2 separate regions of the Mus musculus genome follow, and region 1 is linked to region 2. Evidence: chromatin contacts called from ENCODE Hi-C or POLR2A ChIA-PET data. All regions are on one chromosome and are shown on one strand. Each heading gives the region's core, a stretch centred on a gene start or an enhancer-like site at or near the end of the contact. The rest is flanking DNA. Distances are from core to core; before and after follow the strand shown.

Evidence for each region. Hi-C counts contacts between places; a loop is a spot of excess contacts on that map. ChIA-PET counts read pairs that join two places held with the same protein, here RNA polymerase II (POLR2A).
Region 1: POLR2A ChIA-PET joins it to region 2 with 19 read pairs in Patski. The contact joins the enhancer-like site here to the promoter of Ropn1l in region 2. A Hi-C loop is called at or near these places in 2 of 37 maps with a recorded cell type or tissue (CH12F3 and mouse trophoblast stem cell). POLR2A ChIA-PET finds 5 or more read pairs at or near these places in 3 of 5 experiments (Patski and embryonic stem cell).

What each region holds. Positions count from the first base shown.
Region 1 is chr15:31,334,845-31,340,183 of GRCm38, forward strand. All of the region lies in intron 1 of Ankrd33b (ankyrin repeat domain 33B), which reads right to left. Among named protein-coding and RNA genes, the nearest start is that of Ankrd33b, 30 kb to the right of the region's middle. Within about 2 kb of position 2,143, at least 1 of the 3 ENCODE cell types and tissues checked has a DNase peak (open chromatin) inside an H3K27ac peak, as active enhancers do.
Region 2 is chr15:31,451,300-31,456,845 of GRCm38, forward strand. It overlaps Ropn1l (ropporin 1-like), which reads right to left and starts at 2,390. Exons shown (of 5, transcript NM_145852.2): 1 at 2,114-2,390. The coding sequence starts at 2,244. Gm49208 (a long non-coding RNA gene) reads left to right here and starts at 2,372. Exons shown (of 2, transcript XR_003951491.1): 1 at 2,372-2,613; 2 at 3,381-5,060. It overlaps Marchf6 (membrane associated ring-CH-type finger 6), which reads right to left. Exons shown (of 26, transcript NM_172606.2): 26 at 4,600-5,546.

The sequences.
Region 1 (5,339 bases), core at 893-3,392, 120 kb before region 2:
TGAGCCACCATGTGGTTGCTGGGATTTGAACTCTGGACCTTCGGAAGAGCAGTCGGGTGCTCTTACCCACTGAGCCATCTCACCAGCCCAACAACTGAAAAATTAAGTGTTAACAATTCAACAGGGGGTGGGGGGACCAGGAAGAAAATCCCCAGGATTTCAGCATGACTGGTCTGAATGATGTCATTTTTCTTCAATAGTAGTAAGCCTCATTCTTCAGTAATGAATGGTTGGTCCTGTTTAATAATCAGAAACTTATTTAAGAAAACAAAACCTTCAGCAAAGCTCCTCATGGCATGCCTTTAGTAAGTGCATGAGTTGTGAAGACACACTACAAGAGAGAGAAAGCTGCCTTTTGTTCCACAGAAAATAGAGGGGCGGTCCTGATAAGCTTACCACACCAGCCGTCAACCAATAAGGGAATAAGAAACTGAACCTCTCAAAGGCTATAGCTTATGATCAACTTTATGGACTTCTGGGGGAAGAAAAAAACTCCATACAATTCAATATAGGAACCTAAATTGCCCAGTAGTGTCAGACTCAAAGAATTAAACCCCTTTGAACACATAGAACACATTGGGCTATCTGCAAGCATTTCCCATTTCTTTATCTGCAGGCCCTCAGACATCAACTCAGTCTACTTAGTGTGTCTGTGTATGGTCGTCTCTATGTGTACATCGGTGCATGCGCCTGTGTGTGATAAGCGCATGTGCACACACACATGTATGTATACATGGAGACTAGCGACTGAGGTCTAAGTCAGCCTGTCCCCAACTTATTTTTGGCACCGTGTCTTTTCACTGAACCGGATACTCACCGATTAGCTAATCTGCCTGGTCAATAAACCCTTGGGGCCCATCTGTTACTTGCCCCAGACTCCAGAGCTCCTGACATTTTGAGGCGAGTGCTGGAAATCCCACCTCAGGTCCTTATGCTTGCCTGGCAAGCGCGTAATACCTTAAACAATCTCCCAGTCTCCCCACAACTTTTTGAAAGACAATATCTTCACAAATACCGAGCTGGATGCACCAGGCTGGTTTATACTAGATGATGGGCGGCAGGATTCAACACAACCAACGCAAAGGGTGGAGAATGAACAAGGTGGCTGATGAGTCCCTCAGACTAACCCAGTTGGATTCACGCTCTGCTCCAGCCACTCAAGGGAGGTCTCTGGACCGATAGCATCAGTGTTGCCAGGAGCTGGAGAGAAAGGCACACCTCAGGCCTCAGCCCCGGCCCCCAGAGTCAGAGCATACATTCTTTAATAAGCTCCCAAGTGGCCTGTGGGACCTGAGGCAGGAAGAGATGGGACAGGGCTGTGGGGTGAATGAGGCTCTCAGCTGAGCAGTGAAAGGACATGAGGCCAGAAGATGCAGGCAAGAATGCTGGGTGAGCGAGAAGGCTCTCGGCTGGGCAGTGAAGATGCTCGCACTGCCCGGGAACCCAAATCCACACACTTCTCCTTCAGCAACACCAGACACGGTCCCCTGCACCTTCCTTTGTTTTCCTTTAACTGTGCTCTGTTTAATTTTAGTGAAGAGGCACATCTACTCTCTTGCCTGGTCCTGTCTTTCTCATGGTATATCCTAATAAATTCTTACCTATTTCCAATCTACAGACCCACAGTCACCCTCAAATGCCTCCTTCATGATACTACCAGCAAGCAGGCTGCATCGCTGAGAGCAAATGATAGCCCTGTGGCCAACAGGGCAAAAGGTCATGAAGAAAGGTCAGGAAATGGTGGCTTGTATTTTGTCTTCTAGATTTAAGAATACATAGGTATAGTTCTATCTGCTAAGACTGAGTAGCTAGACAAATATACACAGAAAATCAGCTCCTGGGAGGGGTGTCACACTGCCTCTAGAACCGTCTCCATATACTACCCTACCAGCAGGGACTGGTCACCAGCTAGGCTCTGGTAGTGTGTAGAAATAGGAAGAGGAACCCAGAAGATGCGTGTGTGTGTGTGTGTGTGTGTGTGTGTGTGTGTGTGTGTGTGTGTGGTCCTTCCTCTGGGGAAACTGGGTCTAGGGAAGGAGCCCAGGAAGTAAACAATGCAATATGAGGTGACTCAGGGGACAGCGGGTGGTGCACAGCAGGTGGAAACCAGCCATGCTTTGAGAGGGGTTGGCACAGAGCAGGCAGAAACTTCTTAGGCAGGAAGGATAGGACCATGTCACAATTGCAGAGAAGCCTCCAGGTCAAGGTGGTTCACAATCAGGGCCGAGGCTAAGTCAGGGAGAACCACAGTACGGTCCTCCCAGCATGGAGTGCAATTAGACTTTCCCCCTGAAAGCCTGGCTCTCCAATGGGAGGTGAGGAGGAAAGATAGCCTTCCATTTTCTTTTATTTTTAAAATAGTCTTTAAATACATGCTCCTGTCTGCTTTTTAAACAAAAAACAAAAACCCAGGCTACTGCCTCATTTGTGATTTCAGACGTAACTGAAACGGACATCTGTCTGTCTGACTCATAGCTGTCAGGGTAGATGACTTCGATGAGACATTCTGGGCTTTGGAATGTCTGTGCTTACAGGTGTTCGTTAATGTCTCCTAATGCGCTTTCTTTATGTAAAAGAATTTAAATTATAACCTTTTTTTCCAAATGTGAAGGTGTTCAATATCCTGAGTCACCGGGGAGATGCAAATCAAACCCGCAAAGAGACAGCAACGCACACCCACCAGAGAGGCTAAAATTAAAAAGACTGACAATACCAAATGTTGGCAAGGGTGTGGGGCGCGCATGTTCCCAGCAGACGGGGGTGTGAACACCACTGGGAAGCCAGTCTCTGTTAAAGCTTAGCATGTGCCTGCCTCATGACACAGCAGTGCCACTCAGAGACACGCTCCAGAGAAAGAATATCTGTACCCAAATTAAGACGGATACAAGAACATCGGGAGCCTGATTCATAACTCACAGCCCCAAATGACAAACAGTGTGGATGTTCATCACCAAGAAGCCTAACGAAGCTGGTATGACAGATCATACTTTCTCTCAGCTGGGGCGGGAGGGGAGGGGAGGGGAGGGGAGGGGAGGGGAGGGGAGGGGAGGGGAGGGGAGGGGAGGGGAGGGGAGGGGAGGGGAGGGGAGGGGAGGGGGCGATGGGACGGAAGAAAGGTGAAAGGGGAATCAAGTGAGTAAACCTGCACATACACAAATGTAGGAAACAGCTTTAACAATAGACGAAGAAAATCTTGCTACACGCAACAACACTGACGGATTTCAAATATTCTACTGAACCAGCCAAACCCCCGGGAAGGCTTGCTGCCATATAACTCAGTTGTACCAGTCTGAAGTACTCATCTGAGGAGGTTCAAAGCAGGGATTCCAGGAGAGACCTGGGCACTCGTGTTCACAGCTGCCTTGCTCACAATAACTCAAACACCCAAGGCGTCAGCAAATGGATAAGCAAAGTGTGGTGTACACACACACACACACAAGACTCTTTCTCCACTCTATGAGGAAATGGAACTCCAATACATGCCACAGCATACATGAACCTGGAGAATAGTGTGCAAGTGACATAAGCCAGGCACAGAGGGGCACATATATCCCCATGTGCATTTTTCATTGCTGGGGTAAAATAATTTGCAACCAAAAAACAAAACAAAACAAAAACAAGACAGCAACAACAAAGACTCAAAGTTAGGGTTTTTGTTGGTTTATGGTTCCAAAGGGGGAGTCCATAATGGCAAGAAAAACATGGCAGTGGGCGCCAGGAGCAAGACGGTTGGTCACATTTTGTCACACAGAAAGCTGGGAGAGCTAACTGCAAATGTAGTGAGCTATAAACTATCAAAGCCCACGCCCAGTGCTGTCTTCCTTCCAGCAAGACGGTACATCCTAACGGTCTGGTGACCTCCTCAAACAGCACAATCAACTAGTGACAAGTGCTCAAACACCTGACCTGAGGAGGGGAGTGGGATTGTTCATTCATCACCTGACCTGAGGGGCGTGGCAGGTTGCTCATTCAATCACCTGACCTGAGGGGCGTGGCAGGATTGCTCATCCAATCACCTGACCTGAGGGGCATGGCAGGATTGCTCATCCAATCACTTGACCTGAGGAGCGTGATACCATTGCTCATTCAAACCACCTCAGTCTGTTTATGTGAAACACAGAGTAAGCAAATCAGAGTAGGCTAGAGAGCCGGGACTGGGGGAAGACAGAATTGGTGAGGTCTTCGAGGTTACACGGGTTGTTTCTAGTGCTAAAGCTTTGGAAACAGTGGTGGTAGTTACATAGCATTGTGAAAGTCATCAATGTCACGAAACTGCACTCTTGCATCAGTGGCTACTAAAGGAGATAGTTTTGTTACATACACTCACCACAACTTTTAAAAACAATGACATGGGGGCAGTTCAAACAGGGGAACTAACAGGTCCCTGCAGCTGTTAAAAAAGAAGAGGGCTGCAGCTGTTAAAAAAGAAGAGGGCTGGCGACTAGGATCAGTAGATTGGAACTATTGCTCTGGCAAGGACGGAAGCTGGTTTCCCAGCACCCATGTCAGGTACAATGCAGATTCTATCTTTGGATTCTGTGGGCTCCCGCACACACACACACACACACACACACACACACACACATCTTTTTTGTTGTTGTTGTTTTTTGGTTTTTTGAGACAGGGTTTCTTGGTGTTGTCCTGGCTGTCCTGGAACTCACTTTGTAGACCAGGCTGGCCTCAATTCTGCCTGCCTCTGCCTCCCAAGTGCTGGGATTAAAGGCGTGCGCCGCCGCCACCACCACCCAGCTACCCACAAACATCTTAAAAAATAAAACATAAAGAAATGCAAAGAAAAAGGCAATTTAAGAGATACACAGACAAATCTCAAAACCCTTTGAAATGAATGAAGAAAGCTGGGCACGGGACAAGACTGTGTGATTCTACTGAGGCTCCACCTGGGTTCTACTGATCCCCGGATTTAAAACAACCTATGTAGTGGCTATCTCTGATGGACAGGGACTCACTAGAAAGTGGGCAAAAGGAAGCGGACTGGAGATGGAGACCTGAATCTTGGAGTGGGAGATGACCATACAGGTGCAGATGCAGCCACATACGTAGCATCTGGTTGTTGATGTGTCACACATGTCAGATGACCATTGAACTTCCTGCTGCCCACAGACCTCACAGCCATCATGATGTCCCACCGTGGATGAACTGATTGTAATTTACTGTGCTGACAGTCATGTGAGATCATAGCACATAGGTGATATTCGGCCCATTATATCTGATAGTATGTATGCTCCTGGGTTGTGCATTTCCTATCTTATACCTTTCATAATTTTCTTTTTTTGTATATGTGTTTATATGAGTACACATACGTGTGTGTTCGTGAACGT
Region 2 (5,546 bases), core at 1,140-3,639:
CTCCCAAAGCCAGCTGACCACACCGAAGTCCTGGGACCTTGACTGAGCAACCCCCTTGAACTTCACTGTGCACTCTGGTTTCTCTGCCTGCAAAGCAGACATGCTGATTGCTATTTGAGGGTCCTGGAAGCATCAAGTGACAGAAAGCCTGCATGGGAGCCAGGAGAGAGAGCCTCACTGAACTGTGTTCATCTCCCCTTTGGCTCTCATGTTTCCTTCCTCCGAGTGCTTTCTAAATGTAGACAGAGAAAGCAGAGTCTGATGCTAAGTTTTTCATTGTTTTAAAATATTTTTATTTTTAAATGTGTGTGCATGTGTAACACACACACACAGGAGTGTGGGTAGGTACAGGTGAATGGCCCTGGGACAGGAGCCACTGCTGGTTGTGAGCTGTGTGACATGGGTGCTAGAAGCTCAATTCAGGTCTATTGGGAAAGCAAGCAAATACTGCTAACTGAGACCCATCTCTCCAGCACCCCATGCCCTAAGGTCATTCCTTTTTCAACAGCTGCTTTCTGAGGTAATTGGCATTAAACACCTCGACACATTCACCTCTAAGTGGTGCAGACACACAAAGGCTTCCCACTTTCCATCTTTCCCAGTTCTGCCTGGGTCTACCCCCCACCCCCACCCCCCCCAAAAAGTTCCATTCTAGGAATCTGAAAATGTGTGAGCTGGAGGTTAAGGAGGCACAGAAATGGCTTGGGGCAACAACTTGAGTGAATTCCCTTCGGATTTGGCCAGCACGAGGCCTTGTGCCAGGCAAGGTCTTAAGCCACAGTCAAAGAACTTGTAGCCAGGAAGATGAACATGAAATTAAGCACCAGGGCACCAGGTATGTCTATGAGTTATCAGAAACCATCTAAATCTGAAACATAGATAGATGGACATGGATAGTGAAGACTGAATAGATTAAAGGCAACCCCCTCTCTCTTCACCCTTTAGGGTCAACTCCACCTATAACTACTAAGACTTTTGTGCTCCTCTCTGTGGTTTCGTTAATGAGCTAAGGAGTGGTGCGGACAGCCACGAGAGAAACAGATGCAGAACTGTTGACCTAAAAGTCCAGGCCCCGGTTACAATGCTGTGGCTTGGTGGATTCACACCTATTCATAGTTGTTCCCTCATCGGCAGTCTAATGAATCAGGGATTTCTTGTGTAAGGCTTCAAAAAAACTCTCTCTGTAGTATTAATAAATGTGCCAATAGGGGCGGAGACTTGAAGTGCAAATAAACTTTCATAAAGACACCCTAGCCCTTCTCTCTAAGGCTCGAGCATATGTAATATCGCTGAGGGGTTATTGAGAGAACTGACAAAGGGACCGCTGGGCTCACAGGTGACCCTGACGGAGCTAAGTAAGACATCCAGGTCCTGTCCCCTGAAGCCCCGTGAGAGGTACTCTACATGGCAAGCGTCTTTGCACAATTAAGGACTTTAGATGGGGGAAACTATCCTGAAGAAACGGTATGGCTCCTAAATGTATCACAGGACTCCTCAGGAGAGGAAGGCAGAAGAGAACCCACGGATTGTAGAAGGGCCAGGAAGTTCCAACAGCCGAGTCTGATATGGAAGCAGCCACCCCAAACGCCTGTTGCCTGCTCCAGATGTTTTGTTGCTTTTACCTCCAGAGCTGTCGTTTTTTAAAAGTCGAGTTGTTAAAACAGCCAAAAGTAACGAAACCACCTTAGCTAATATAGTTCAGAGAAAGTTAGCAAATTTTGGCTAAAAATAGTTATTCTCGTGATTTAAAAAGTGGCACAGTTCTCTTGTAAAACCGAAAGAATGAGTGTTAAGATTATAATGGTCAGGCCCTTGAAAGGGTTCCTGTCCTTGTTTCTAGAGTGTGAAGGTTCGCTAGCTGTGAGCTGTGCTGGACAATTTTCTCAGGTGGCAGCTTTCACATACCTCTGCCTCATTTGGGGGTGGGTGGGGGCATAATTCAGTTGTTCTGGGCGGTTTCATTTATAACATCCCTGTAACTGATTTTTTTTTTTTTTTAAACTCAGCGGAGCCACTTTTTGCCCCGCGGTTGGTGTGCAAGCTTTGTTAGTCTACACCCACAACGTCGGCGTCTGTACTCGGTAACGGGGTGAGGTTCCCTGGCCGGCCTTACCCCGCCGACCACTGCAGCACGTCCGCCGGCTGCGTACGGATGGCAGCCTTGGTGAACTGCTTGAGGATGTCCGGCAGCTCCGGGGGGATGTGGATCTGCTGCGCGCAGAACATGGTGTCGGGCAGCGGCATCGTTCTGGGGAGACCGCGGCGGCCTGGGACGTTGTGCTGCGGGGAGGAGAGGCAGGGTCAGCGCAGCGGGCGGCGGGGAGGGACTGCTCCGCCCCCTCAGGAAACTGAGGCCCAACCGCCCAGAGCGGATAGAGCACGCGATTGTGGCGTGCGGTCTCCAGGCAACCCGAGCTGCGCATGCGCACAGCCTCAGCAAACAAGGGGCGGACGTCCGGCTGGCCTCTGTGACCAACGAGTGACCACAGAGCGGAGAGCGCCATAAAACAGCTTGTTTTCCTAAAACGCGGAGGTTGCGCTAATCCGAACCCCAAGAGGTCTCGACCAGGGTCTCGGCTTGGCGTGTGACTCCATTTGGTCCACACACCCACTGTATGAATACACATTTCCAAACCAAAGCAGCTTGGCAAAAAAACATTTAGTTAATAGAATGGGAAAACAAGGACTCTCAGACACTGTTGACAGAAATGAGCGTTTATCTGGGGACTACAGGATTTTCTAACGACTTAGCAATATTTATCCTAAGGGGGGGGATAGGCATAAGGAGTAAATAATAATGCCTATTATGTAGCTTGGTAGGTTAACTTTTATTAAAACCTCTATCATGGTCTCCAAAGAAAAACAACACAATCGGGTAAAACCAACAGAGTTAAAATCTGATGTGGGGACTGCGAGACTCGCAAGGCTGGGGTTCATTTGAGCTGGGAATTGGAGACCAGCCTGGGCAACATTTAGCGCTTCAAGAAGCAACAAGTCTGTTCCCACCCACACCACCACCACCACCACCACCACCACCACCACCACCACCACCACCACCACCACCACCACCACCACCACATGACTGGTGAAGCGGAAAAGATTGTAAAACAATCTGGGTGTGCAGGTGTCTGTTCCTTTTATTCTTAAAAGTCTCAGGTATAAATTGTGACAATTCAGCTTTTGTTTTCTTAAGTGAATTATATTTTGCTGTTGTATCTAAAAAAAAAAAAAAAAAAAAAGTGAGCCTAGCCTACATTGACCTTTTTTTTCCCTACATAAGTTACTATTAGTTCGTTTGTACAGTATCTGTAGTGTGAATGTTTGCTTTTCATTCTGTTACCAGTCCAAATACTTCACTTTTTTTTTTTTTTTAATTTCAGCATCCATGCCCCGTTGTGTGGAATCCACTGAATACATACGGAAGTGTCTGCTTTACCAGATACACTATGGCAAGGAAATGGCCACCTAAGCAAAATGGGTGTGGTTCCTGAGCAAGAAGCTCCTTCCTCCTCCAAGTACATCCTAAAGCATAAATGAACGAGCCGAAAGAAAGTCTTAGGCACGGTTGTATAAGCAAAGGAGATTAAAGAAAACAAAACAAAATAAAAAAACCCAACGCAATGGCTAAACAACATAAAGTGATGCAGAGGGGCCTGTGCCTTGCTGACAGTCTACCCATGGTTTTAAAGGCTTGCAGAGTAGCAGCAGGAGGCTGATGGAGGACTAGGTGTGTATGTGTGCAGACCTAACGAGCCCACTGAGGAAGCAGCTAGGCCTCAGCGGTCTCCCCGGAGGGAGTCCTGTGTGCTGGCTTGGGCAGCTGACTTCTCGCTCTCTCTTCCATCTTCTGGTTACTATCTGTTCTGCACTTGTGGTCCTTGGAGGCAGACATCTTCAGTCACTTAACACATCAACTCTCCTAATCACTGTGTTTCAGGAGATAACCAGTTTTGAGTATTGGTTTCCTTTGGCGAGGACTTTCAACTTCACAGATTAAAGAGGGAGGTCTGGGGTTCAAAGAGCATATTTCCACCACTCCTACATTAAACAGCAATGTATTTAATTGGGTGGAGATGAGGAAAATGTTGAAAGCTTTTGAAAAACTTGAACTTAGAAAAACTAGAAATGGCCCCTAAAACCGAAAGATCTCACAATCATAAAGGAGAAAAGGCCACGCAACCCTTTCCTTCTCAGGCATGTAGGCAATGACATAAAACGGTTTCTGATGTGTCTTGTATCAGGCTCCATCCCAAAGCGATGGCTCACGGCAGTGTCACCCTGTGGCCCAGGTGGAGGGGCTTCACGCCTTCCAGTAGTAATGCTCTCCGTCCATTCAGTGCATGGGCAGGGGCAGACGTGTCCTCTGCAGCAACACTTTCCACCCACTGTCAAGCTTCAGATAACTGTTTTTCTTTCAACTATAAACACCTATATTCTTTTGGGGTGGGGCCTTCCTGTCACTCAGGCTCCAACAATCCTCCTGCCTGTTTCCCAGCTAGCTGGGCCACACACATGTACCACAGCACCAGCCTCAAACTTTCAGAAATTAAAAAGCAATCTTACATCAAAGAAAACACACAGCCAAAAAGAAAACAAGGCTACAACTAACATTCACTTTATTCAATTCTGTTCTCTTAACTCGGAAGGCAACAAATGACCACATAAAAAAGGGAGCATTTTTGAATATATACACATAAAATTGATCTGGGTACAGGTGTTTACTGTAATAGAAAACCGACCTCCCACATCACTAAGTGTTCTAATTCACTCCTAAACAGACACCCCTAGGCCTTAGTCACTCATTTCCATCTAAGGTTCTATAGGATTGTCATGATTACAAAATGAGGCACTCAGACAGATAGACAGGAATGGAGACATACATACACATGTATACTGTCTTATTTTTATATTAATGCCAAAGCTATTATTGGAGAGTATCTGAAGAAGCCCTTACTCACGACAGCTGTTTTAAATCTTTGACAACAACAGCAATAAGCTGAAACAAAACATCTGATTGACAGGGCAAATTAAGTGCCCCGCTACAGGGCAATTTAAGCAAAGAATTTAAAGACCCTTCACAGATGAGGTCTCTAGTAACACTTCAGTGGTACTATGTCATCTCTCCCCTTGATAATGACTGAACAGTTACGATCCTAGAGGATTGTTTTAAACAAGAACTTTGAGCATCACAATGTAAAATGAGGCATCACAGTAACTAGCCTGATATTCTCCACCCCAGAGAGGAGAGGAAGGAACTAATTTGGAGCACCGTGCCAAGTGCCAAGTTCTTGCATAATGGCACTGGCTCCTGTGTCTGCAAACACAACAGGGTACAAATGTCCAATGCGTATTTTGTGTTTGTCTTAAAAATTCATCAACTCAACCTGAATTTAGGAATATACTTTAATAAAGCATTTGTGCGACACAGAAGCGACATGTCTGATAAACTCATAGGAGGATTGTCCCTTGAGGGGAGGGACCATCTTGAGAATTCACAGTAATAACAGCTATACTGACTGTTAAAACAAAAATTACTGTTCAATACA